6 separate regions of the Homo sapiens genome follow, and all the other regions are linked to region 6. The links are chromatin contacts, found by Hi-C or POLR2A ChIA-PET in ENCODE. All regions are on one chromosome and are shown on one strand. Each heading gives the region's core, a stretch centred on a gene start or an enhancer-like site at or near the end of the contact. The rest is flanking DNA. Distances are from core to core; before and after follow the strand shown. Region 1 overlaps DOCK2 (dedicator of cytokinesis 2). Region 2 overlaps LCP2 (lymphocyte cytosolic protein 2). Region 3 holds the start of STK10 (serine/threonine kinase 10). Region 4 holds the start of CNOT8 (CCR4-NOT transcription complex subunit 8). Region 5 holds the start of THG1L (tRNA-histidine guanylyltransferase 1 like). Region 6 holds the start of HMMR (hyaluronan mediated motility receptor).

The links. A loop is a pair of places that touch in the nucleus more often than their neighbours do. ChIA-PET counts read pairs that join two places held with the same protein, here RNA polymerase II (POLR2A). Pooled maps may share reads with other maps.
Region 1: a loop to region 6 is called in a pooled map, with 18 times the contacts of the local background. The contact joins the enhancer-like site here to the promoter of HMMR in region 6. A Hi-C loop is called at or near these places in 2 of 50 pooled maps.
Region 2: a pooled map shows a loop between it and region 6 (6-fold over the local background). The contact joins the enhancer-like site here to the promoter of HMMR in region 6. A Hi-C loop is called at or near these places in 6 of 50 pooled maps.
Region 3: a loop to region 6 is called in a pooled map, with 4 times the contacts of the local background. The contact joins the promoter of STK10 here to the promoter of HMMR in region 6. A Hi-C loop is called at or near these places in 1 of 37 single-sample maps with no recorded cell type and 6 of 50 pooled maps. POLR2A ChIA-PET finds 5 or more read pairs at or near these places in 1 of 52 experiments (GM10248).
Region 4: POLR2A ChIA-PET joins it to region 6 with 10 read pairs in GM12878. The contact joins the promoter of CNOT8 here to the promoter of HMMR in region 6. POLR2A ChIA-PET finds 5 or more read pairs at or near these places in 2 of 52 experiments (GM12878 and endothelial cell of umbilical vein).
Region 5: a loop to region 6 is called in a map with no recorded cell type, with 28 times the contacts of the local background. The contact joins the promoter of THG1L here to the promoter of HMMR in region 6. A Hi-C loop is called at or near these places in 3 of 37 single-sample maps with no recorded cell type and 8 of 50 pooled maps.

Annotation. Positions count from the first base shown.
Region 1 is chr5:169,668,616-169,672,431 of GRCh38, forward strand. It overlaps DOCK2 (dedicator of cytokinesis 2), which reads left to right. Exons shown (of 52, transcript NM_004946.3): 3 at 673-713; 4 at 1,927-1,982; 5 at 2,463-2,559. Among named protein-coding and RNA genes, the nearest start is that of DOCK2, 33 kb to the left of the region's middle. Within about 2 kb of position 2,361, at least 3 of the 41 ENCODE cell types and tissues checked have a DNase peak (open chromatin) inside an H3K27ac peak, as active enhancers do.
Region 2 is chr5:170,276,809-170,281,000 of GRCh38, forward strand. All of the region lies in intron 3 of LCP2 (lymphocyte cytosolic protein 2), which reads right to left. Among named protein-coding and RNA genes, the nearest start is that of LCP2, 19 kb to the right of the region's middle. RefSeq lists a silencer at 263-312. Within about 2 kb of position 1,908, at least 19 of the 41 ENCODE cell types and tissues checked have a DNase peak (open chromatin) inside an H3K27ac peak, as active enhancers do.
Region 3 is chr5:172,185,629-172,189,508 of GRCh38, forward strand. It overlaps STK10 (serine/threonine kinase 10), which reads right to left and starts at 2,596. Exons shown (of 19, transcript NM_005990.4): 1 at 2,259-2,596. The coding sequence starts at 2,414. RefSeq lists enhancers at 419-468, 739-788, 1,449-1,528, 2,581-3,356 and silencers at 1,989-2,068, 2,199-2,248, 2,549-2,908.
Region 4 is chr5:154,856,890-154,861,138 of GRCh38, forward strand. It overlaps CNOT8 (CCR4-NOT transcription complex subunit 8), which reads left to right and starts at 1,738. Exons shown (of 7, transcript NM_001301073.2): 1 at 1,738-1,879. RefSeq lists enhancers at 532-1,033, 1,034-1,537, 1,413-1,582, 1,538-2,040, 2,544-3,046 and silencers at 1,783-1,882, 1,943-2,002.
Region 5 is chr5:157,729,872-157,733,871 of GRCh38, forward strand. It overlaps THG1L (tRNA-histidine guanylyltransferase 1 like), which reads left to right and starts at 1,549. Exons shown (of 6, transcript NM_017872.5): 1 at 1,549-1,760; 2 at 2,997-3,173. The coding sequence starts at 1,570. RefSeq lists enhancers at 1-39, 70-149, 1,466-1,825.
Region 6 is chr5:163,458,124-163,462,062 of GRCh38, forward strand. HMMR (hyaluronan mediated motility receptor) reads left to right here and starts at 2,509. Exons shown (of 18, transcript NM_001142556.2): 1 at 2,509-2,615. The coding sequence starts at 2,570. It overlaps NUDCD2 (NudC domain containing 2), which reads right to left and starts at 1,979. Exons shown (of 4, transcript NM_145266.6): 1 at 1,739-1,979. The coding sequence starts at 1,927. RefSeq lists enhancers at 1,696-1,945, 2,696-2,755 and a silencer at 2,276-2,365.

The sequences.
Region 1 (3,816 bases), core at 1,111-3,610, 6.2 Mb after region 6:
TCAGGACTTGCTGCACTCAGGCGTATTTTGTCTGAGGACTGTGTGTAATTTGGATTTCTGCTCATTGATACATTTTTTAATATAATATTCCTGCAAAGGGTAGATCTCTTAAAATCCCTGTCCCTTTATCTGTCCCTAAACTTACTTGTTTTGTAACGACTAACTTTTGTAAATCGCATTTTAGACACTATTTGCTGCTGTTAGAACTGTCAGTGTTATTTTAGGATGTTTGCCCAAATCAGGAGCATTTCTTTGTCCCGAAGGCAGGAATTGAAAGCATGCAGATGGTCACAGGGCCCAGGAAGGCAATGGACACAAGGGAGGGGCTGCGTTGAGGCTGGTGGACTGGAGGCAGATGCTCTGTCTGGTGGACCCTGCTGCTTTTCTCCTCCCAGCCAGTTGGGAGCACTGGCCAGCACTACTGGGGCTCCTGATTTTTCAAAATCAGGAGCACCTTTATATGAAGTCTATTTTTAGATGTTATTTTGAGATGTTGGCAACCAATTCAACAGATTTCAAAGACTATGAGCTTCCAGAGTTTGATCTGTACCCAAGGTCTAAAGCAATTTGCAGTAGTTTTACTAGTTTAAAACAAAACAAAACAAAACAGAAAAACACTAGCAACAAACTTGTAATAAATGAGGGAACTGTTTCTTTGTTTTCTTTTTGCAGACTGGTATAGGGGATACCTCATAAAGCACAAAATGTTACAGGTAAGGTCACCTGGTTTTTATTTGTGTCAGTACTGGAGGTCTTCATATGGCCCCGCTATCCCATCTGAGCAGGTCTCTCCCACCATTGCTCCTCAGCAAAGGGAATCCATCTCTCCCTCCTGTGCCCTGTGCTCTCTGACCTCTGTGCCTTGTCACTCGCTGTGCTCAGCTCCCTCCCACTTTCCCTCATTCTTTAAGGTTCATCTCTGGTGCCATCTCCCTGCAACTTTTCCTGATATGCCACTCACTTATGATTTCTCCCTTCCTCGAGTCTCTGTGGAATTGTGCGTTATAAATTTGAAATTTATTCTACTGCCTTCCTTTAGAGTTGTTTGCAGCATTCAGTCATCTCCTCATCCGTATACCCAGGTCAACACAGAAAGGACAGGCCTGATTTCTACTTTTGAGGGGTTCTCTTGTTCTAACCTCACATTTCACTATTGTCTCCATGAGAGCAGGCGCTTGCTTTGCTTGTCTCATTTTCTCTCACAGCACCTAGCACAGTGACCAGATGTCCCCAGTATGCACATTGGTTGCATTTATGAAGGGATTTCCAAGTAATTGATAAACTTACCTTGTTAACTGAGCCAAATGTATGGAGTAAGGAAATAATAGAAGCTTCTTCCTTCTTCCCTGACATGCTGTGTCGGGAGGGATGGTCCTATTCTGCTCTCTCAAAGAACAATGGAATAAATGCAGGCAGAATAGGTCTCAAATCGAACTAGCCCAAATGCACCTAGGAACATTGTTGCTTCAGGACCAGTTATTTCTGACCTTCCAGTTGTTCCTGACTGTGAAGGGTGACCGCTTTCCGGAATCGGGCAGGCAATGGGAGAAGCAGAGCTCCTCGTCTCGCTTAAAGTCAGTGAGTGGTTTAGGTTGTCTTTCAAACGATACTGTCTTATAGCCCACCTGCAGGATGAGTGGCCATAATGGGTTGGAGCATCCCTTGGGATCTAGGGCTATGGTGAGATCTAGGGCTATTGTGGGATCTAGAGCAACTGATGGAGAACTGGAGGGAAAGCCAGATCTAAACAAGTAGATTTAGAATCCAGCCCCTGTTCTATCTGGCTCTGGGTTTATTCCTTTAAAGTCTGGGGATTTTATAAGCCAGTAGCTTTTGGAAAAAAATTATAAAGACGTAGGGTCATTCATTTCTGTGGTGATATATCTTTTTATTTTATTTTGTTTTGTTTTGTTTTGTTTCCAACAGGGCATTTTTCCTAAGTCATTTATCCACATCAAGGAAGTGACAGTTGAGAAAAGAAGGTATTTGCCATTCTTCACCAGACTTGAGCCTCCAGTGGCTCATGGATGTCTCTGTCCTGTTTATTTTGAAAATCTGACTTGGAAGAGCTGAGGGTTGCTCAGCTTATCTTCTTTGTGCCTGTGTATATTTGTGGGTCTCCTTTCCGTTACTCAATGGGAGATCTAATCCAAATTGATTCATACTGAGATCTGACTCTGAGGGGGTATTAGTTTGGAGAATCAAACTTTTTGCTGGCAGCTACCTTAGAACTGTATTAAAGTAGATTAATCCTAAATAATGAGCCCACCCTAGCGAAGGAGGACATAACAAAGCAAGTCCCTTGTATTTGCATAATGTAGTTGGTGTGGCTATTGGAGGTGTTTTAGTCTAATGTCAGGAAGGCCCCTCCGCAGCTGCAGCTTAATGCAAATTTGTTGGTGTTTTATCTTGTTAGCACCTGGGTCTCAATTTCACACCACTTTTTCTCCCACCTTAAATAGAAATACTGAGAACATCATTCCTGCAGAAATTCCTCTGGCACAAGAAGTGACAACGACACTTTGGGAATGGGGAAGCATCTGGAAACAACTCTATGTGGTGAGACTCAGAACTCTGCTCCCTGAGTTGGAAGCTTCTTGCAATCTTCAGTTTGGTTCCAGTTTTCATTTTAGCATTGAGTCAGGCAGGTGGAGGTGGCTTTGGTGACATAGCAGAGCGCACACTATTACGTGTGAGGACATCAAGGCCCAGAGAGGATCAGGGACTTTCTCAAAGCCACAGAGCTAGTGACAGAGCCATAATCAATGGAGTCTACTGTGAACCTTCGGTGTTTAGTGCAGAAGTTGTCAAACTTGAGCATGCATAAGAATCACCTTAAGAACTGTTAAAAATAAAGCTTCCTCCCAAGGGGTTTAATAATCTGCATTTTTAATAAACTCAGATTTGATTTGCTAGTCTGCTGATAACACATTGAGAAATACTGTTCTTATACTTTAACCAATGGCTATTGTCCTCACATCTATGAAGAAGTTTTGACTTTGGAAAAACAAAGAATATATTTTTGCATTTGTTTTCCCTGTTTTGAAGCAAATCTAATTTTAAATCCTCCTTTGATGCTCTAAAGCTCCTAATGAAAGCAATTAGCTAAGCAAACCATTAAGCTGAGAGTGAAAATGTCAACCAAGGCTTACTGCATGTTTATTATGGCACCGTGGACACCTGCTGGTGTATGCACAGGATTTGTAGACTTACCTTTCGTGGTCTTAAATGTTGACTCCCATGTGGACATTTCATAATATGAAGATGTAATTGGCACACTCAATTTTACATGTTTCTCAAAGTTTTTAGAAAAGTGTAGGGGAAAAATAGTATCCTTGTGGCTAAAGCAATTTTTTGTTCATCTCCACTATACGCTGACCTTTTTTTTTTATTTATTTTTTATTTTTTTGAGATGGAGTCTCGCTCTGTTGCCCAGGCTGGAGTGCAATGGCATGATCTTGGCTCACTGCAGCCTCTGCCTCCTGGGTTCAAGTGATTATCCTGCCTTGGCCTCCTGAGTAGCTGGGATTACAGGTGCCCGCCACCACGCCCAGCTAATTTTTTGTATTTTTAGTAGAGATGGGGTTTCATCATGTTGGTCAGGCTGGCCTTGAACTCCTGACCTCAAGTGATCCACCCACCTTGGCCTTCCAAAGTGCTGAGATTACAGGCATGAGCCACCACGCCCGGCCTACTACCCCTTTTAAAACATCACAATCACACGTACCATTGAAGCTTGGCATTTTCCCTTAGGAAATCTTTGAATAGCAGTAAGTCCATTTACTCTAGTCAGGAGATCCTTCAACATCTAGTACT
Region 2 (4,192 bases), core at 658-3,157, 6.8 Mb after region 6:
GATTATCAGTCCAATTTCATTTTACAGAGGAGATGGCAGATGGCGGATCATGAAGTCAAGAGATCGAGACCATCCTGGCCAACATGGTGAAACCCCGTCTCTACTAAAAATACAAAAAAAAGCTGGGCATGGTGGCACGTGCCTGTGGTCCCAGCTACTTGGGAGACTGAGGCAGAAGAATCACTTGAACCTGGGAGGTGGAGGTTGCAGTGAGCCGAGATCACACCACTGCACTCCAGCCTGGTGACAGAGGGAGACTCCATCTTAAAAAAAAAAAAAAAAAAAAAAAGGGAGTAGCTTGAAGCCACATAGTAGTTAGTGGTAAAGGCCACCCCTTTTCCCACAACTCACACCAGCACCACAAGCTAGCCTTTCTAATTTCCAAGCCAGTGCCCTTTCAACGCACACACCCCTGTGTCAGTTCCCTTTCTGCTGCAAGCTCTCTGGAGGCAGATACTGTTGAGTCCCTGGCCTGCCTATGAGAACGGCTCATGATCTCTATTTCTTCTGCTTAATGACCATCTCGAAGTAACAAGTTTAGCCTAAAATAAACTTGCTAAGTTAGCAAAGGAAGTCCTTAGCAGCCACCATTTCTCGATTCCTCCATCACCTCCCCTGCCCCTCAACTCCCTCATTTCTCCCAAGATATGGGCTCCAGGCTGGGCGCGGTGGCTCACGCCTATAATCCTAGCACTTTGGGAGGCTGAGGTGAGCAGATCACTGAGGTCAGGAGTTCGAGACCAGCCTGGCCAACATGGTGAAACCCCGTCTCTACTAAAACTACAAAAATTAGTCAGGCATGGTGCACGCCTGTAATCCCAGCTACTCAGGAGGCTGAGGCAGGAGAACCACTTGAACCTGGGAGTCAGAGGTTGCAGTGAGCTGAGATCACGCCACTGCACTCCAGCCTGGGGACAGGAGCAAAACTTCGTCTCAAAAAAAAAAAAAAAAAAAAGAAAGAAATGGTATCCAAACCTCCTACCTCATTAGAGCAATGGGATAAACAAATTTTGATAAACACACTGGTACTTAAGAGGAAAGAGAAGGAGGAAGGGGAGGGAAAGGTTTACTCTCTGTAATAATATTGTTGACAACTCCAGGCTTTTGTGACTGGGCAGAGAGAGCGAGGCTTTAAGAGCAGCAGCGGGGGCTTCCTAGTTGCCTCCTGACCATGCCGTCAGAATGCTTGTGACATGGTTCTTTTTGGTTCCCTTAAGTGGTTGTTTCAAGAAGACGATGGGCATGTGGGATAAAAGGACTCCTACAGAGCTGGCAAGGGAGCCCCGTTAGTGTCCTGTGTCCTGGCCGTGTCAGGTGGTGCTGGCTGCAGCAGCCACTCCCATTCTGTCACCTGTTTATTCAACAATGTGCACTGAGGGCCTTCTAAGTGCTGGGAACTTAGAAGTGCTCAAGGTGCATCAATGAGCAAAACAAAGATCCCTGCTAGTGGAGAGGAAACTTTAAGGAGGTGAAATGTGCTGCATATGCACCATGCACATGCAGAGTGGGGGGCTGGGGAGGGGGATGGGAGTGCAGGGGGGGGCTGGGGGGGATGGGAGTGCAGGGGTGGGGGCTGGCGAGGGGGATGGGAGTGCAGGGGTTGGGGGCGGGGGGGATGGGAGTGCAGGGGTGGGGGGCTGGGGGGATGGGAGTGCAGGGGTGGGGGGCTGGTGAGGGGGATGGGAGTGCAGGGGTGGGGGGCTGGGGGGGATGGGAGTGCAGGGGTGGGATGCGGTTGCCATTTAAAATGATCAGGCCTCACTGAAGAGGTGACATTTCAGTAATGACTTGAGCGAGGTGGGACTGAGGCTCACCTCAACGCCCTCCTCCTACAGAGTTTGACAGGGCTCTGACCAGCTCACAAGGCTGCTTTGGATCTTGAAAGAACCTCCTGCTCTCTGCGGTGTTGCCTCTCACCAGTATCTCTAGCAGCCAGGCTGGAGGCTGCCGGGGCTCGAATTGGGTGAGGAAGGAAATGTCAAACCGCAGGCCTCAGCAGAGGAGCAGCAAAGAGCTGAGTGGGGGCAGAACAGGTCCTGGCAGTTGGCTTGCAGCAAAGTGTGGGCTCCCAGGGTCCTCCTGCTTTAAGGGGCTACAGAAAGCACCTTCCAAGCCTGTGGGACCACTGCCAGGGTCTGGTGGACGGTGCAACAGTGATGGTGGGCATAGCAGGGAGGTGGTTGCTATGGCTATTGCTAGGTGCAAACCTTCAAATTACACCCTACCCCCAGAGGACCAAGTGACAGTGAGTGGAGGGAGGTGACTCATTCTCCCTTCACCCCATAAACCCCTGGCCTCGCTCAGGACCAGAGCAAGAAGTGATGGGGGCTGGGCAGCCATAGACAGCAGTCCTCTCTGCTTGCCTTTGTTTAAGGGACTAGCTGGCCCTGGAAATGGGCTGAACCTCCCCACAGGAAGCCAGGCCCGTGTAGGAAGGCAGCATTCTACAATGACCTAGGTTCCAGCCCAGCTGCATCCCTAACTTACAGCATGGTGGGGGCCAGTCTTCATCTTCTCAGTCTAAGGTCTCTCCTGGTAATGTACAAGGTACAGGGCCTGCAGGCACAGACAGTCTAACTACAATGTCTGGCCCCAAGGGTGGCGCCCACTGTGTGATCTCAGACAAGGCAGCTGCCCTCACTTGGCCCCAGATTCCTTATCAGCACAATACAGGGGTTAAACCTGATTAGGGAATCCCTGATGGGCCTGATCATCATGATTACTTAGCTGTACCTGTTGCAAACACTGATCACCAGGCCCAGCCTAGACCTACCTGAACGGACTCTCTGAGGAGAAGCCTGAGGCTCAGTGACATCAACCGGCCCCCACGTGATTTTTATTATCATCCAAAAAGCTTGTGAAATAAATCCTGCTATTCTTGACACTGATGAAATTGTTTGTTTGTTTGCTTGTTTTAAAAAAGGAGGAGAAGGAAAGGCAGGAGAAGGAACTTTGTGATTATGAAGGGAGTGAAACAGGAGAGTGGGGGTATGCGGGGCCTTAGCTGGCCTCTGATGTAGCCCTTTAATTCTCCCCACACTTGAACAACAGTGAAGGAAGCCCTACTAGTGGGTCTAGAAATCAACTTTGCTGATGACACAAGAGGAAAGAAACTATACAAGAAAAGAAGGCTGCCAGGCAGGTGGAAAAGGAGGGAGAGAGAGAGGGGGGAAGGGAAGGGAAGGGGAAGGGGTATAGAATAGAAAATATCAGTGCACAAAGCATGCAGTAGGAATAGGCATTGTCCTGTGAAAATTCCATCTTTGTTTCCTCTACTGTGGCACGTGTAGCTGTGTACTGGCTTATGATGTAGAGCGCATTCTTGCCACAGCTCACATAGTAAGAGCTTTGGCCAACTTCTGACCAAAGCCCTCCCACAGTGGGAGCCTTATTCCCTGGGCTCAGATTTCAGACTGCCTGCTGATCCCTCCTGGGACAAGGCTCCCGGCTCCTGGGTAGGGCAGATGCCTCTCCCCCTGTGCTGTTCTCTCAGTGGGACCCTGGAACTCTCCTTCTCCTCCCCACCCCTCCTCCCTGCACACATTCCCACTCTCAGCCCTGCTCTCGCTCTGCATTCCAATCCTCCTTCCAAGGAACAAAGTGTTCTTTCCGTCTTTAAAGACCAGCCCCCTTGAACCAAGAGCCAAACCTTCTAAATTCTATCCTTGTCACCTGAGAAGCCGGGGGCAGCCAGATGTTTTAAGACTCAGGAAGGAGCCTTTCACCATCACCTGAGGCCTCGGTCGAGAGTGTAAGAGTAGGACATAATAATTTGAGGACACAGTGTTCTCCTTACTTGTCACCCATGTCCCCTACCCCTGTAGTTTTACATGGAGTGTTTTCCTGGTGCCTCACGATCATTTTCCTGGTAGACAAGTATAATTATTCTCATTTTTACAAATAAAAAAGGCAGGGCTGGCCAGGTGTGGTGGCTCATGCCTGTAATCCCAGCACTTTGGGAGGCTGAGGCAGGTGGTTCACTTGAGGTCAGGAGTTCGAGACCAGCCTGGCCAACATGGCAAAACCCCATCTCTGCTAACAATACAAAAATTAGCCAGGCATGGTGATGCCTGTAATCCCAGCTACTCGGGAGGCCGAGGCAGGAGAATCGCTTGAACCCAGGAGGCGGAGGTTGCAGTGAGCCAAGATTGCGCCACTGCACTCCAGTCTGGGCAACAAGAGTGAAACTCCA
Region 3 (3,880 bases), core at 1,346-3,845, 8.7 Mb after region 6:
TCCTGTGGTGAGCTGACCACAGGGGTCCAGCTGCCCTCACAGTAGTCAGAGCACAGCTGCAGGAGCAGGCTCTGTCTAAGGCAGTCAAGGACACTGGCAGTGTCCAGAGACAGTTGCAAGGCTGAGGATCGTTCTCTGGTGCCACCAGGAAGAAGATGCAGCTCTGAGGAGAGTAAAGAAAAGACGTGCTGAGGACAGGGTGAGCTGGCTGCCCTCAAATATGGGCAAGGCCCTCAGGCAAAGGAGGACAGCAAGTCGGGGCAGTCCAAAAGCACTGCCTCTCGGATCACAAGACCTCTCCCTACCCCATAACAGGAAGTGTGGGCTCAGAGGGGAGGTGGCAAGGAAACAAAACAGGCACCAGGCCAGGCACAGTGGCTCACGCCTGTAATCCCAACACTTTGGGAGGCCGAGGTGGGTGGATCAACTGAGGTCAGGAGTTCGAGACCAGCTTAGACAACATGGTGAAACCCCGTCTCTACTAAAAAAACAAAAATTAGCCAGGCATGGTGGTGTGTGCCTGCAATCCCAGCTACTTGGGAGGCTGAGGTAGGAGAATTGCTTGAACCCAGGAAGTGGAGGTTGCAGTGAGGGCCGAGATCAAACCACCGCACTCCAGCTTGGGCAATAGAGTGAGACTCCGTCTCACAAAAAATAAAAATAAAAAAAGACACTGAGTGGGCCTGGTTGGTCTCAAAATTGCCACCGCTCCAGGTCAGGCAGGGTGGCTCACCGCTGTAATCCCAACACTTTGGGAGGCTGAAACGAGCTGATTTCATGAGCTCAGGAGTTCATGACAAGCCTGGGCTACGTGGCGAAACCCCAAGTCTACAAAAAATACAAAAATTAGCCGGGCTGTGGTGTGCACCTGTAGACCTAGCTACTCCGAAGGCTGAGGCAGGAGAATTGCTTGAGCCCAGGAGGCAGAGGTTGCAGTGAGCCGAGATCGGGCCACTGCACTCCAGACTGAGCAACAGAGGGAAACCCTGTCTCAAAAAAAAGAAAAGAAAAAAGAAAAAACGCCACCACTCCAAGCCTCTAGGGCAGTACTTCTCAAACCTATTTGCTTAGGAATCACCTGGGATCTTATTAAAACGTAGACTCTAATTCAGCAGGTCGGGGCTGGGCATGAGATTGTTCACTTCTGACAAGCTCCCAAATGATGCTATTATAACACCGGTCATCTAGGAACTACTTCGGTAACTAGGCGATAGACCACTTCCAAGTCAGAGGAGAAGGCCTGGAGAAGCCTTCTCTGTGGTCCAGCCTCATAGAACGGCAATCCTAGGGTCAGAGTGCCCTACAAGCTACAGGAGCCCCAAGGAGGAGGATAGTGGCTTAGAAGAGAGGTGCTCTCCTGGAGGTATACACCAATTTAACAAGTGGGCGTCTCCCAGTAAAAATTTTCTTAGGGGAAAGGGGGGAGTCAAGCTGTAGGTGTTGGCTCCCTAAAACAACTCACCACCTCAGAATTAGCTCCCAGGAGCAGAAACCAACGTCCTGCTGCCACACTTCTCTAGACTCAATCAGCTCTGCCCCACCCACTCCACAAAAGCTCTCTGCCGCGTCTTCCTCTAGGGGAGAGGTGACTGCAGGCTGGGAGACTCCCCAGCTGTGACTCAGACCGACGGAATCAAATCTGTTCCCCCAGGCTCAGCATTCACCAGATCCTGACCTCCCCCTCTGACCAGCCCCAACCCACCTTTCCAAGCCCCACCTCTCAGTCCATGGGCCACCCCTCGCCCACCCCACTTCCCTGTCTCTGGCTCATCTTCAGATGTGTCCCTAGCTCCCAACCCGTCCAAGCGCAGCCGAGTTTCTCGGTCCACATCGCCTCGATATTCCCACAGCATCTGTGGTCTCTCTTAAAAAAAAAAGTGTGCCCGTATCGCCGTTTTACGGAACGTCCCTGGAAGGTCCCTCGAGTGGCCCTCTCGGATGCTGAGGTCCTGTCAACGCCCCTTTGTCTCCCCGTGCGGCGCCGAGCGCAGTGCAGGACACACAGGAAGTGCTCCGAAACAGGGCTAGGGTGGGGGCGGCAACCGTGCCCGGAGGGGGCGCCCAGAGCGCAGGGACTCGGCCGGGCCGAGTGATGTTCCCCCCAAAAAACAAGAGTCATCGGGATGAGGGCCAGGGACCCCGAATTCAGCGCCGGGCAGCCCTCGGAGCCGGAGCCAGGCTGGCCGGGTCCGGCTCAGGCATCCCTTCCTTCCGGAGCCCCTCGACGCGCGTCCGGCCACCCACCTCAGCGCCCTCACCTTGTAAACCTTGCCGAAGGCGCCGTCGCCCAGCTCGCCCACGATCTCCCACACCTCGTTGGGGTCCAGGTCGCGGCGGACGTGCTCATATTCGCGGGACTTTCTCTTCTCGAAGGTAGACAGGCGCAGGATGCGGCGGAAATTGGCAAAAGCCATGGCCGGGGGCGCGGTGGCGCCGGCTCGGGCTCGGGCTCGGGCTCGGGCTGTGGCTTCGGCGGCCGCGAGGAGAAGGAGGAGGAGTTGGAGGACGCCGCGTCTCTCGGGGTTCTCCCCAGACCCGCCTTTCCCCGCAGCCCGACCTCGGTCAAGTGTGCCCTGGGCAGCGCCGCGCCGGGAGCACCCGGAACCGCGCAGGCGGCGGCGTGCCCGCCCCCGCCCCCGCCCTGTCAGGTCCCCAGGGCCGCCTCCCTTGTGCCGGCCTCGCAGCTCCTGCCCGGCCCAGCCCTGCCTGCGAGAGCCTCGGACCCGTTCCAGGGGACCGTCCCCGCGCCCGCCCACCGGCCCGGCTCCACCCGCCGCTCCCCGGCAGAGCCCCGGGACCCCCTAATTGGCTGCGGGCGCTCCCCGGCTCCGCCCGTCGCCGCAGGGCACTCTGGAAACTGTAGTCCCCCCACACCACGCTCCGCGAGCCGCGGGCTGGGCTTTGGGGAAGCTTCGGGGACCGCTCGGTGGGACCGCTCATGGACTCAGGAGCCCGCCCGCCGCGCCGCGTGGCTCCCAAAACTTTTATGGGAGCAAGCGGGACGGCGACTTGGCATTTCGCGAGAGCCCACGGATCGTTGTCAGCGCCCAGAAGGTGAACCTGCACTCGTTCATTTAATCCTCCCGCAGCTATTCCGCTAGGCTGCCCTCGCCCCCACTTTTCCGATGGGGACGCCGGCAGGCGAGGGCACTCGCCCCAGGCACACACGCTGGCTGCCCGTCTGCTGCGGGTTCCTCGGCGCGGTGCTGCCTCCTAGTGTGCGACGGGCAACGCCGGTGCAGCCGCGGCCAGTCCCTGCAGGGCCCGGCTTCCCGGCGCGGTCCTTTCCAGGGGCTCCCCGTCCACGATCCACAAACCTGCCAGGATTAGAGGGCTGGGAGAAAGAGCTCCTTTGGCACTGATTTCTCTTATGTTTCCTGATGGGTTTGCGGATGTATTTGCATATTAAATAAAAACTTTATTCTAATTTTTAATTTCCTAGTTTCAAAAAAGATGAGCGCACTACATACAGATCAAACTAAAGTCTTCTTTGAGCACCTTCATTCTCGATCCTGGCTACTTGAGTCACTTCACTGCTACTGTTGCCTGTTTGTCCTATAGACGGTTATAACATGCTTTTACCTGAATCTAAGGAGAGTGCTGGGGGTGGGGGGGGGGGGCGGGCAGTCTGCAAGGGTTATTATTTGGACCGTGTCATAAACAAGTTGAGTCTTCGCAAATGTCACAGTTCAATAGCTCCAACCCCAGAGAACGGCTGTGTTGAGGTGTTTTCGCCCCTTCCTCGGTGCTTTGTTCGAAAACATCCTTTGAACAGTGTGCAAACACCAAGCATGGTTTTCCACTGGGAAAGCCAGCTCAAGAAGCCTGCGATGCTGGTAGTGGTCGGCGCAGAGGGTGTCCTGGTTGCTAAGCCGTTCGG
Region 4 (4,249 bases), core at 488-2,987, 8.6 Mb before region 6:
TCAGGTGATCCGCCTGCCTTGGCCTCCCCAAGTGCTGGGATTACAGGCTCAGTGAGCCACCAATCCCGGCCCCAAATCGACTGTTTTAGGGAGAGCAAACTGAGACATGCCATTTATTGAACGCTCTTTTATATCTTCCTCGGTGCGGGGTGTTTTTCCAATTATTAACTATTTAATCTTCACAAGCTCACGACAGCCATTCGTAACCTAATTTTGCAGATAAGGAGCTAGACACTCATTTGGGGGGGAGAAGAGGAGGACTGGAGTTCAGAAAGTGCATTTGATGCTCTTATCCTGGAGGCTGGAGCTAGTTCACCTCCCTGGAGAACAGCTTTTGGGAATCCCGTTTGAAATTGCCGCTCAAGGCCAGCTCGGCATCCAGCCTAGGAATTGGAGGATTTTGGAGAATCCCCTTAGGGGGAAATGTTTAAAAGTGCAAAGTGAATAGTAGAAGCCCCTCTCCTCGTCACTAGGGGTACATTTGCCGTTTTCTTATCAACAGCCTCTCAAGTACAAGCATCTGGGACAAGAACTAGAACCGTGCTTGGGGCAGCCCCCACGTCCTCTCGGGAACAGGGGTGGAGCGCTGGCGGGAGTGGCTGAGGGCGGCCCGCCGCCGACACTGTGTGCAGGAAGCGGGCGCTTTGTCTGCTCTCCCACCGCGGAGAACACGAGGCGGAGGCGCGCCCCAGCTGGCCACACGCTGCCCAGGGCCGGCGTCGGTCAAGAGCCCTCTCTTCAAGCAGGATTAAGAGGGAACCAAGGGGCTGGCAGAGGGGCCTCAGAAGCTCCTGGGCGAGGCCTGAGCCCGTGGGTCTCGACACTAAAATCTGGCGAGCTCCCTGCGCGTCCGCAAAGATTTTGGAGCTCTGAAGAGCCCGGCGACGCCTGCGCTGGCCAGGCGCCGTGCCCACGGGAGGCGCCGTCCTCTTTGTAACTCGAGCAGACCCTGGCGGGCCAGTTGCTATGGCAATGTTCCTCGCTCTGCTCGGTGAGGCCGGGAGGTAGGCGGGCCTTGGCGGACGTCACCCACATTCGGCTTTGGGGAGCCGCCCCACCCCCAACTAATTGTTTGCCAGAAAGGAACCGTAGGATAGATGCTTTGTGAGACATCTACGGGGCCATGTTAGAACAGAAAGTCGCGACAGCCTCTTTCTCCGTCAGCCTCTTCACAAATCCCTTCGTGCCAACGATTTTAACGGTCCTTCAAAGCCAGGAGGAGGGGGCGTGGTAATTCGAGGGGTTTGTTCGAAGGGCCACGCCCTTTCCTCGGCCTTTGGATTTTTCCAGGCCGCGCCCACGGCGGGGGGGTGGGGGGGGGCGCTAGTTCTAGACCACGCCCCTTCCTTGTTCGCTCGGAAAGAGGACCAAAATGGAGGAGTAAGAATCATGATTAAATTGAGCGAGCGCAACTAATCACGCGAAGAGGGCCGCAGGCGGGCCGTCTTCCGCAAGCGTGCTTCCAGGCCTCCACTCCCCACCTATTCGGCGGCACCCTGTTACTTCTGCTCCTGCGCGCTGCTTCCCGCGACCTCACAGGCAGAGCGAACACGCACGGAGTCGCAGGGGCGCGCAAAGGGGGAGGAGCGGGCGTGACCAGGCGCGCGCGCGCGTCTGGAGTGACTCTAGAGAGCAGGCGAGTCGGGCGGATCGGGTGGGTAGAGTGGTGCCGTCCGGTTGTTTGGTGGGAGGCACGTAAGACCGCTCTGGGCACGGGGGCGCTCACCTCACTGGCTCGTTCGGTTCTAGGAGCAGATCCGGGGTAGAGGGAAAAGAGCTCCGGGCCAGGGGCTGCCGTCGCCGCCGTCGGGGAGTCAGCCCGCCAGCCCGCCAGCTCGTCAGCCCGCCAGCCAGCGCTTCGCGGGCCCTGTCGGTCCCGGTAAGCGGGCCTGCGCTTACCGGAAAGAGGAGCGTAAGATGAAAGAGTGTGAGAGACCATTGGGGGTCTGTAGGGGGAAGGGGAGTGGGGGCGTGTGTAAGGGGCAGGGTGTGTGAGGAGGAGAGGAACCCCAGCAAAGAGTAGTAATAATAATGGCCACCGTCACACGATAATATTCGAGTAATATGTGCGGGGACTTTACAAAGCATCTCATATGCTTCATTTTAACTTCTACTCCAATCCTCCGAGGTGCGTACTGTTATCAAACCCATTTTACAAGATAGGAAAACCGAGGCACGAAATAGATTAAGTGGCTTATGCAAGGACACACGACTACTACGTGGCCTGGCCTGGCTTCGAACTTAGTTATCTTAGTCCTAAGGCCCGTAATTTTAACTTTGCTTTACCAAACAAAAACAGAAGAAGAATGGCGTGTCAGAAGGAGGAGGACTGAGTGTGATTTGAAGTGGAAGGATGATGATAAACGAGAAGAGAATGATGATGGGAGACGGAGTAGTGGGGAGGAGGACCTGAATTTGGAATCTTGCGGGCCTCCCCCTTCTAAATCGCCGCCTCTTCCTTAGTTCTTGCGGCCCCATAACTTTTTCTTGGTGTTCTATGGCTTTATGAATGGAGGAGCCAACTCACAGACCTGGGCCATTCGGGTGGTTTTAAGAAGTTTGAACTGCGGTTCAATCCAGGGCAGTGCCTTGAGACACTGTTTGGAGGTAAGGGAGGGTCAGAGGATCCTCTTAAACGCTGCTGCTATTTATTTCTTCAAACGTGCCACTTCCTTTTCTATCATATCTATGCACGGCAAAGCCTTTGTTCAGTCCTCTAGAATAAGGAAGTGATGTTTATTGTTTCCTTGTACACTTGGGCTTAAACGAACAAAATCAGACTCAACGTTTCTTTTCCCGAGCAAGGCCTTGATTGCTTGCAGAGAAAACTTTCCTGTGGCTTTATCATTAGTTGCCCTTCAGAGCTTTCCTGTGTAAATAAGAAGCTATGTTTTGGAGAAGTTTACACCGTAGATGAACGGGAGCGATCTGAACATACTGCACTGCAGGTCAACACAGAGCAGGGACTTCAGTAATTCATAGGTGTGAGTGTGTTTGTGAAAACCTTTCCTTCTTGCACAGTTTTCTGTGTAGCTCATGTGGGAGTCAAGTTTTTAAGTCAGCCCGTGAGGCAAACATTGTATGTAATAAAAATTAACCCTTAAAAATTCCTAGGAAGGTGCAACGCTTGAGATTAGCATCCTGTTTCTGACTACATCCTGGACGGTTTTTCCTTCAGTTTTGAAACTTGTTACTGTTGCTTTGGTTGTAACCCAGATAAGTAATTAGATTACCTTTAGGGGCTGTGTTGTGCAAATAAGCATATTTGAAAGCCATAGAGTTGTGATGCGCTGTGAGATGCTTGCCCTGAGGAGGCTTAAAAGGAGGAAGACAAACCCCTATCTTAGGCTCATTTTGGAGCATGTGCTTACAAAGTGGAAAGTGGCAGGCAGAATTGCTGGTATGATGATGATGATGATGATGATTTTTTTGAGACGTGCTCTTGCTCAGTCGCTGAGGCTGGAATGCAGTGGCGTAATCACAGCTCACTGCTGCAGCCTTGACTTCCTGGGGCTCAAGTGATCCTCCCAGCTCAGTCTCCTGAGTAGCTGGGACTGCAGGCACACACTACCATGCCTGGCTAAGTTTTTGTACTTTTTGTAGAGACGGGGTCTCACTTTGTTGCCCAGGCTGGTCTCGAACTCCTGGCTCAAGTGATTCTGCAGTCTCAGCCTCTCAAAAGTGCTGGGATTACAGGTGTGAGCCACTGCCCTTATCCTGCTGGTATTTAAGTTGCTATTTTATTTTATTTTTTGGCCAGCATATGCAGTAATTTGACTTGCTAAATTAAATGTGCATAGTGCGATTCCTCTTTAATTTTTGAGTGGCACTACATTCAGGGGCTTGCAAGCTATTGTTTACTTCCCCACAGATCCTAGCTAACTTTGGAGCAAAAATGGCTTACATATTTTTGCCAACTGTCTGGCTTCGGCAGTCCCCATATATATGCCAGATATGTATAACAGTGGTTAGCTTTTTAAAAACCAATTCTCTTTTAAATGGAAGTTAAAGGCGTCTTTTGGTTGTGTGGGGTTTTTTGTTGTTGTTGCTTTTGCTTTTACGGAAACATCTCTCAAAAACTCAGGAGTGATACACCCACTTCCTCCAAAGTAGTTATGGTTATGTTTGAAATGACACCAAAAATGAAGGGTATTATTTCAGTTAGGGAAATAAGGAAGTACCACCGATTTAACATTATATGGGTATAGAAAATGGTTTTAAGGCCTTTTGCAGGGGAGAAATCTTAAGC
Region 5 (4,000 bases), core at 299-2,798, 5.7 Mb before region 6:
GTCAGCTTGGAGAGAGGAGTTTGTGGAAGTAAAAGGTGAGGAATGATAACCTACAGAAAACTGACTTCACAGCAACAGAAACAAAGAAAAGATGCAGGATGTCATAATTTATGTCTTGGTCCTGCCACATATGTGACCTTATGTAAATTATTTTTTTCTCTTTGAGTCTCAGATTTCCCCTTTGTAAAGGTGAAATCCCAGTTCCTCTTTTGCATCCCTCTGATGTTACTCTGAGCATCAAAGGAGTGATGACTACCATTTGTGGTACTATTATGAGGATATACACACATACTGATATAGATCCCTGTATGGATACACAAAAAACTGGTAACAGTAACTGCCTAAAGTATGTTGTTAGGAGTCAGTGAGAGACTTTTTGCTACATATAAAAGGATTTATATTGTTTGAATATTTTTCTTTTTCTTTAGAGACAGATTCTTGCTCTGTCACCAAGGCTGGAGTGCAGTGGCTAATGATGGGTCACTGCAGTCTCGAACTCCTGGCCTCAAGTATCTTCCCACCTCATCCTCCCATAGCTAGGACTACGGGCATGGGCTACTAAGCCTGGATAATTTTTTTTCTTTTTTGTAGGAACAGGGGTCTTGCTACGTTGCCAAGGCTGGTATGAATCTCCTGAACTCAAGCAATCCTCCTGCCTCTGCCTCCCAAAGTGCTGGGATTACAGGCGTCAGCCACCGTGCCTGGCCTGAATATCTTTCTTGAGGATGGAAAAAAAAAAAAAGTAAGTAAGTAGGTAATGAATTTGAAAGAGCTTTGTAAATCACAAAGTATGACACAAATATTAGGATTTTATTTTTACTATTATCCACCAGCAACAAGATATCAAACACTGGTTCTGTGATTATTTAATGGTGAAAAAGTTGAATAAATCAATTTAGTATACCCATATGTTGGAATATTGAGTCCATTTTTCTTTTAAAAATCACACTTTGGAATAATTGATGATACTGGCAAATGCTCAAGCTGAGTGGAAAAATATATAAACATTGTATAGGCGAATAATTCCAATCTTGTGCATTCCCTGTGTAAACCTACATACACAAAAAGAAAAAAGACTGAAAGGAACCATCCACAATGCTTTGATGGGAAAGACGGAGAAACAAAGTGTTAATTTTCTTAACTATAGTTTTGGTGTATTCCAGATTTTCTACAAGTTAATAAATGCCACTAAGAAAAGGGGAAACATCACAGCTACACCTTCAAACACCAGAAAAAGAATTTTTTTTTTTTTTTTTTTTTTTAGGTTGGGGTATGATTTTGATCTGGGCACTAACGGGGACACTGATTGCTTTTGCCAGTAAGTCAAGACCAGCAGATAAAAAATAATTTTTAAAAACCTCGTGAGACTGATTTGCCGCAGGACGGGAGGAGGAAGAAGCAAGCGTGGAAGGTGCTAACGGAGGAACCTAAACCTCCATCCTCTTTGCCTGGGAGGTTAAGAACTACAGGGAGAGGCGAGAGAGACTATGACTGCCCTACGGCTAGAGTAGCCGCGAAGAGAACACTTCCGGGGCGGGGCTATCTGGCCCTTTCCTTTCCGCGTGTAGAATGTGGGGCGCCTGTAAAGTTAAGGTTCACGATTCCTTGGCCACCATTTCCATCACTCTGAGACGGTACCTGAGATTGGGGGCGACCATGGCAAAAAGCAAGTTCGAGTACGTGAGGGACTTCGAGGCTGACGACACCTGCCTGGCACACTGCTGGGTGGTAGTGCGGCTGGACGGCCGGAATTTCCATCGGTGAGCGAGCTCGACTCGGGGCGTCGCGATGCGCCAGCGCTTCCGGGGAATCCAGCTTCTTCCCTTGCAAGTCCTCCCGCCCGCTCCAGTCACGGTTACCAGGGTAACGCGGTAGCCAATGAGTGCGCAGCATGGAGCATTGCCCCGCCCTGCGTGTTGGCTAGGACAGTGCCTGAACGCTGGCTGTTAGCGTAATTGAATGGGCGATGTGCTCCCGTGATGAGGATCTGGCTTGGAGTGCCCGTGTTAAGTGAACAGAGACTTGTTAGCAAGGACCTGTTGTTAAAAGTCACTCTCATGCACAATATTTAAGCTCTTAAGCCAATTGCCTAGCTATTCTGTTAGATATCTTTGAATGCTGACTGTTCAGAAGTCTGTGTAAGCCTTGCTTGTGGGCAATACTTAACGTCTGTGCTTCATTATCAGTAACAGGCCACATGGACTAGATTCAACAGAGAGTCAGAAAAAAAGAGAAGGCTGGGCGCGGGAGGCAGGAGGATCACTTAAGGCCAGGAGTTGGAGACCAAGTTTTTGTTTTTGTTTTGTTTTTTCTGTGGTTGTTGTTTGTGAAACTCCGCCACTACAAAAAAAAAAAAAAAAAAAAAAAAAAAAAGAGAGAGAGAGAGAGAAAGAAGGAAGAGAGAAAGAAAGAAAAAGAAAAAATTTAATTTGCCCGGCGCAGTGGTGCACACATGTAGTTCCAGCTACTGGGAAGGCTGAGGTGGAAGGATCGCTTGAGCCTGGGAGGTCAAGGCTGCAGTGAGCGGTGATTGGACACTGCACTCCAGCTTGGGTGACAGAGCAAGACCCTGTCTCAGAAAAAGAGGGAGGGGGAGAAAGAAATATAACAGAAAGATGGGAATTTAATCTTTGAAGAGGGCTGCATTGTTAATGATTATTATAACTAACATTTATTGAGCACTTACTAGGAGCTAGGTATGATTACTTTTATCTTCTCCCTAATCTTCAGGACAACCCAATGAGGTAAATATTCTTTTATTCCCATTTCACAGAAAGGAGAGTTGAGGCTTAGCATTTCTGTCTGGCTTTCTCAATTTCAGGGCAGGAAAAAAACTAAGTTCTTAAGAAAATGGATCAGGTTGTGGCTAGTTGAGCATTTGAGTTCACAGTGCTATTACATTATCTTCCTCCAAACAGCCTCTGTTATCTAGCAACAGAGCGTGTTGTTAATGACAGGCTTCCATCCATGCTTTCTTCCCTTTTTCCCCTGTGAAGGTTTGCTGAGAAGCACAACTTTGCAAAACCCAATGACAGCCGTGCTCTCCAGCTGATGACCAAATGTGCGCAGACTGTGATGGAAGAACTAGAGGATATTGTGATCGCGTATGGACAGAGTGATGAGTACAGCTTTGTGTTCAAGCGGAAAACCAATTGGTTTAAAAGAAGAGCCAGGTAATTCCATGACCTAACTCCTTTCTTCAGAATATTTCCTCCCAGCATCTGGTTTTCTGTTTATCTTAATCGCAGACTTACAGGCTACAGATGATGTCTGCAGTATTTGTAACTGCAGAGTACATGTATATTTCCTGTTTAGATTGTTGTACTTCCATCTGATAGCCGAGCATTCTGTGTGCCTCTTTTATCTGATTCTTTCCCCACATGCCCCATAAGATTGGTTTCTAGACTGACCTGGCATTGAACATTAAGATTAGAAACAGAGACTATAAGAATGTAATATTAACAATTCATAGGTTGGCTTTAGCCAGTGATAGTCTCTACGTGCATTGCATTACACTGTTCCTCAAGACAGATCTCATTATAAAATACACAAATCTGATATTTGATTTGGCAGTATTTTGAAACGCTGTATGGGAAACAAATCATATAATGAATTGGTTTTTTCTTTCTTTCTTTTTTTAATAGAGGTGGGGTCTCTCTGTGTTGCCCAGGCTGGTCTCAAACTCCTGGCCTCAAGCAGTTCTCCTGTCTTGGCCTCTCGAAGTGCTAGGATTACAGACATGAGCCACCACGCCCAGCCTGAATTGGCATTTTTTTTACAACAATGGTTTCTCTCCTTTCATGACTGTAAACACAAACAGATCAGGCGTGGTGGCTCACGCCTGTAATCCCAACACTTTGAGAGGGTAAGGGAGAGGATTACTTGAGCCCAGAGGTTTGAGACCAGCCTGGGCAAGATGGTGAGACCTCATCTCTACAAAAAATTTAAAAATTAGCCGGGCTCAGTGGCATGTGCCTATAGTCACAGCTACTAAGGAGGT
Region 6 (3,939 bases), core at 1,259-3,758:
AGGCGCCCGCCACCACGCCCGGCTAATTTTTGTATTTTTAGTAGAGATGGGGTTTCCCCGTGTTAGCCAGGCTGGTCTCGAACTCCTGACCTTGTGATCCGCCCGCCTAGGCCTTCCAAAGTGCCAGGATTACAGGCATGAGCTACCGCACCCGGCAAAATGTTGTTTTTAAAGTAAACTTTTAAAAACGTTTTAATCTTTTTGTTGGGCAATCGGCATTAAAAAAACTTTACGTATTCCAGATTTGATAGATTAGTTGTGACTAACTGTTCACAAACTCATGTTTTTTAAAAAAATAAACAAAATATAAATTTAAAAGAGACTGCACCAGGCCCAGTAGCTCAGGCCTGTAATCCCAGGACTTTGGAGGCCAACGTGGATTGCTTGACCCCATGGGTTTGAGGCTGCTGTGAGCTACAATCTCACCCCTGCACCCCAGCATGGGAGACAGGGACCCTGTCTCAATAAATATATATTTTTTTTTAAAGAGAGAATGCCTAAACTCAAATCCATTTTAATTTGTTGCCAAATTTAAGTTATAGAAAGTGAAATTAAATGTCACTAGGAAAAGCCCACATTTTAAAATATGTCAAAATTAGTGAGAAAAAAATCCCACTGGTCTATACGTACATCAGAAATCCCAAATTCAGCAGCTACTGCTAAATTCCGAAAGTTACTGGATTTACTAATTTATAATCGTAATCTAAAACCATTGTTGAGGAAACTATGAATTGTACAATTCAGAAAAGTAACTGAGATCCAAGCTGACATAATGTCTTTCACACGAATCTTGAGGCACTCAAAGCACCTCCATATACTGTAATATATATAATAGCTAATAGCTAACATATAGTATGAACTTATTACATACCAGTGAATACTCCAAGCTCTTCATACACGTGAATACCATGTTAAGCTCAAAACAATCCCATGAGAAGGGTACTATAACTACCTTATCTTGTGGATAAGGAAGATATAGAGACACTGAACAATCTCTCGCCCAAGTTTACAAAACTAGGAAACAAGTAGTCTCCCTTCACCATATTACACTGCCATCAAACATCTTGGGCATCTAACCTGAGAACTAAATCTAATTTCAACCTGTTAGTTTAATTATACACTTAACAAAGAAAAAGCGGGTCCAGATCCAAAGAGCATTGGTGAAAAGAAATAAAAGGAGTACTACTTATTTTATGCACACACCTCTTCACCACCTGCTTGACCACTCCACAAACATGCAGGATTTTCAAGCTTTTAGATGAGAAAACTAATCACCTGACATCATCTCTAAATTCTCTGCCCGTTATTCTATCCCTATTTTCTTTGTTGTCCTTTCCTATATTTATCTATTTATGAATTACGCTTCCGTACAGGAGCTTAACCTCTCCACTGCAGGTACGTTATCTGTTGTCTTCCTGCCTGTCTTCAGTGCACGGAAGAAATATTTGTTCCTTTAGCAACCTAGTTAATCTGTTCCCAGCTGAAGCCCGTCAGAGAAGCAGAAGCAGCAGTCTTAGTTTGAAAACTAAACACGAAAATAGGCTCCTCAAATTTCCACAACTCAGCACCTGCCCTGAAGAGGCGGGGGCTCTGACCAGACCCAAACCTGGTCAGTGTTATCCTCTTTCTCTTTCTGCCAGCCACAGGAGCCGTCGGGACACCCAACAGTCGTTCAGGGAAACGGGGCTGGGGGCGTCTGGGAAGAGGAAACTGAACACAAGCCCCGAGCTGCCGCTACCTTGAGGATCTCGCGGCCGCCCACCGACAGCGCCACATGCCGGCTCTGGAGGCCGCACTGGATATCCTGGGCGCGCGTGCCTGGCGGCACCTGAACTTCAATGAACACCTCCTCCAAGGTCTGGTACCACTGGCCCCACGGGGTCCCGCACGGTACCACCCCACTCCGCTCCTCAAACGGGGCCGACATAATCCAGTCCCTCCCGGCCGCGGCCGCACCAGGCGGAGCCGAGCGCACGCGCGGAATCCCACGCTTAGGCTACGCCTCGGCCTCTCCGCTCGGGTCACTGCGCATGCGCAGGAACGCAAGCTAGCGCTTTGGTGTGCGTGTTCGTTTTTCCCTTTGAATGGCCGTTTACGGCACCGGCAGGCCCCGGATGAAAGAACTGAAATCCAGAAAAGTTCACATGCAACGAACAATGGGACAGAATTGGAACCAGTGAAGCCGGAACTCACTACACCGTCCCCTAAGTGACGCCAAAATGCACTTTCTAACGTCTCCGGAGGGAAGTGCGCTTGCGCAAATGCTAGGTTACACTTGAGTAACTCCGGGAATGACTGGGTGGGTGGGGCGGGGAACAGTAACGGTCTCCTATTGGATGGCAGCCTAAACTCGCAGGCCAGCTAATTGGACGCAATCAGAACCCAGCATTCTTTCTTCGTGTTCCTGTGCGGGATTGGTGTGCCCAGGGGTTTGGCTTTCCAATTGGCTAACGCCGGGGTGGGTGGGGAATGTGGGGAGATTTGAATTTGAAACCGGTAGGGAGTGATAATCCGCATTCAGTTGTCGAGGAGTGCCAGTCACCTTCAGTTTCTGGAGCTGGCCGTCAACATGTCCTTTCCTAAGGCGCCCTTGAAACGATTCAATGACCCTTCTGGTGCGTAAGGGGGAAAGAGCTGGGGGACGGGAGACGCCCTAACGCCCTTTGCCTCTTTCAGCTCCCTTCTTGGGAGGCAAGCAGGAGGCGATTTTAGGGTCGGGCTGGGGCTCATTCAGTTGATTGATTTTTCTCAAATATGCTCTAAGCATCTGTTACATGCCAAGCACTAATCAGGATGCTAAGGATACCGCAGTGAAACAGTCTCCGCCCCGTGGGGCTTACATTCAGGCGGGGAATACTGTCAATAAACAGCGGTAATGGAGAAACTACAGCAGGGCGAAGGGAATGGACCCGAGACGTTGGTAGCTACTTGATTTTCAAGTCCGAGAGGGCCTCACTGATAAGAACACTGGAGTATTACTTGTAGTCTGAACTTGTGCATTTCTTTTGTGTATTCCATTTGGGCATAAAAGAAGGAAGATTAGTAAAGGCAGTTTATGGGTGTAAAATTAGAGCAGCAGCACTTATTGAAAACATAAACAATGAAGTTATGGCTGATATTGACCACTTATACCTCAAGCACCGTACTAAGGCTTTACATCGATTATTAGTTATGTTAATTTCCCACCAACTCTAAGGGGTAATCCTATTATTATTTTATTGATAAAAAGACTGAGACTTAAATTTGCTCAGTGCTACATTACCAAAGTGACCGGACTGGAATATGAACCCAGCCCCCATCGTGTGCTCTTAACACCGCAATGCACAGCACAGTAACCAGGAAGCCTTAGCTGTGTTTGGTAGGCACTCATCATTTAAGATGCTGTATGCGGCCGGGCGCGGCGGCTCACGCCTGTAATCCCAGCACTTTGGGAGGCCGAGGCAGGTGGATCACGAGGTCAGGAGATCGAGACCACCGTGAAACCCCGTCTGTACTAAAAATACAAAAAAAATTAGCCAGGCGCGGTGGCGGGCGCCTGTAGTCCCAGCTGACTACAGGCTGAGGCAGGAGAATGGCGTGAACCCGGGAGGCGGAGCTTGCGATGAGCCGAGATCGCGCCACTGCACTCCAGCCTGGGCGACAGAGCAAGACTCTGTCTTACAGAAAAAAAAAAAATGCTGTATGCTGGGACTGTGCTACTAGATCTTGTTTATTCCTTCCAAAAGCCAAGTGAGGAAGGTACTGATATTGACCTCATTTTACAGATGAGAAAACAGAGGTTTTGTATCTTGCACAATCAGTAAGTGGTAGAGCTAAATATTAAAGCTCATGATTTATTCACTATCATACACTATTTCGTGGTTACTCATTACGTCTCTAAGTTTTGTCAGCCAACGTGTGAATGAAAATACAACTACTCACAAAGGAAGGCCAAATGAG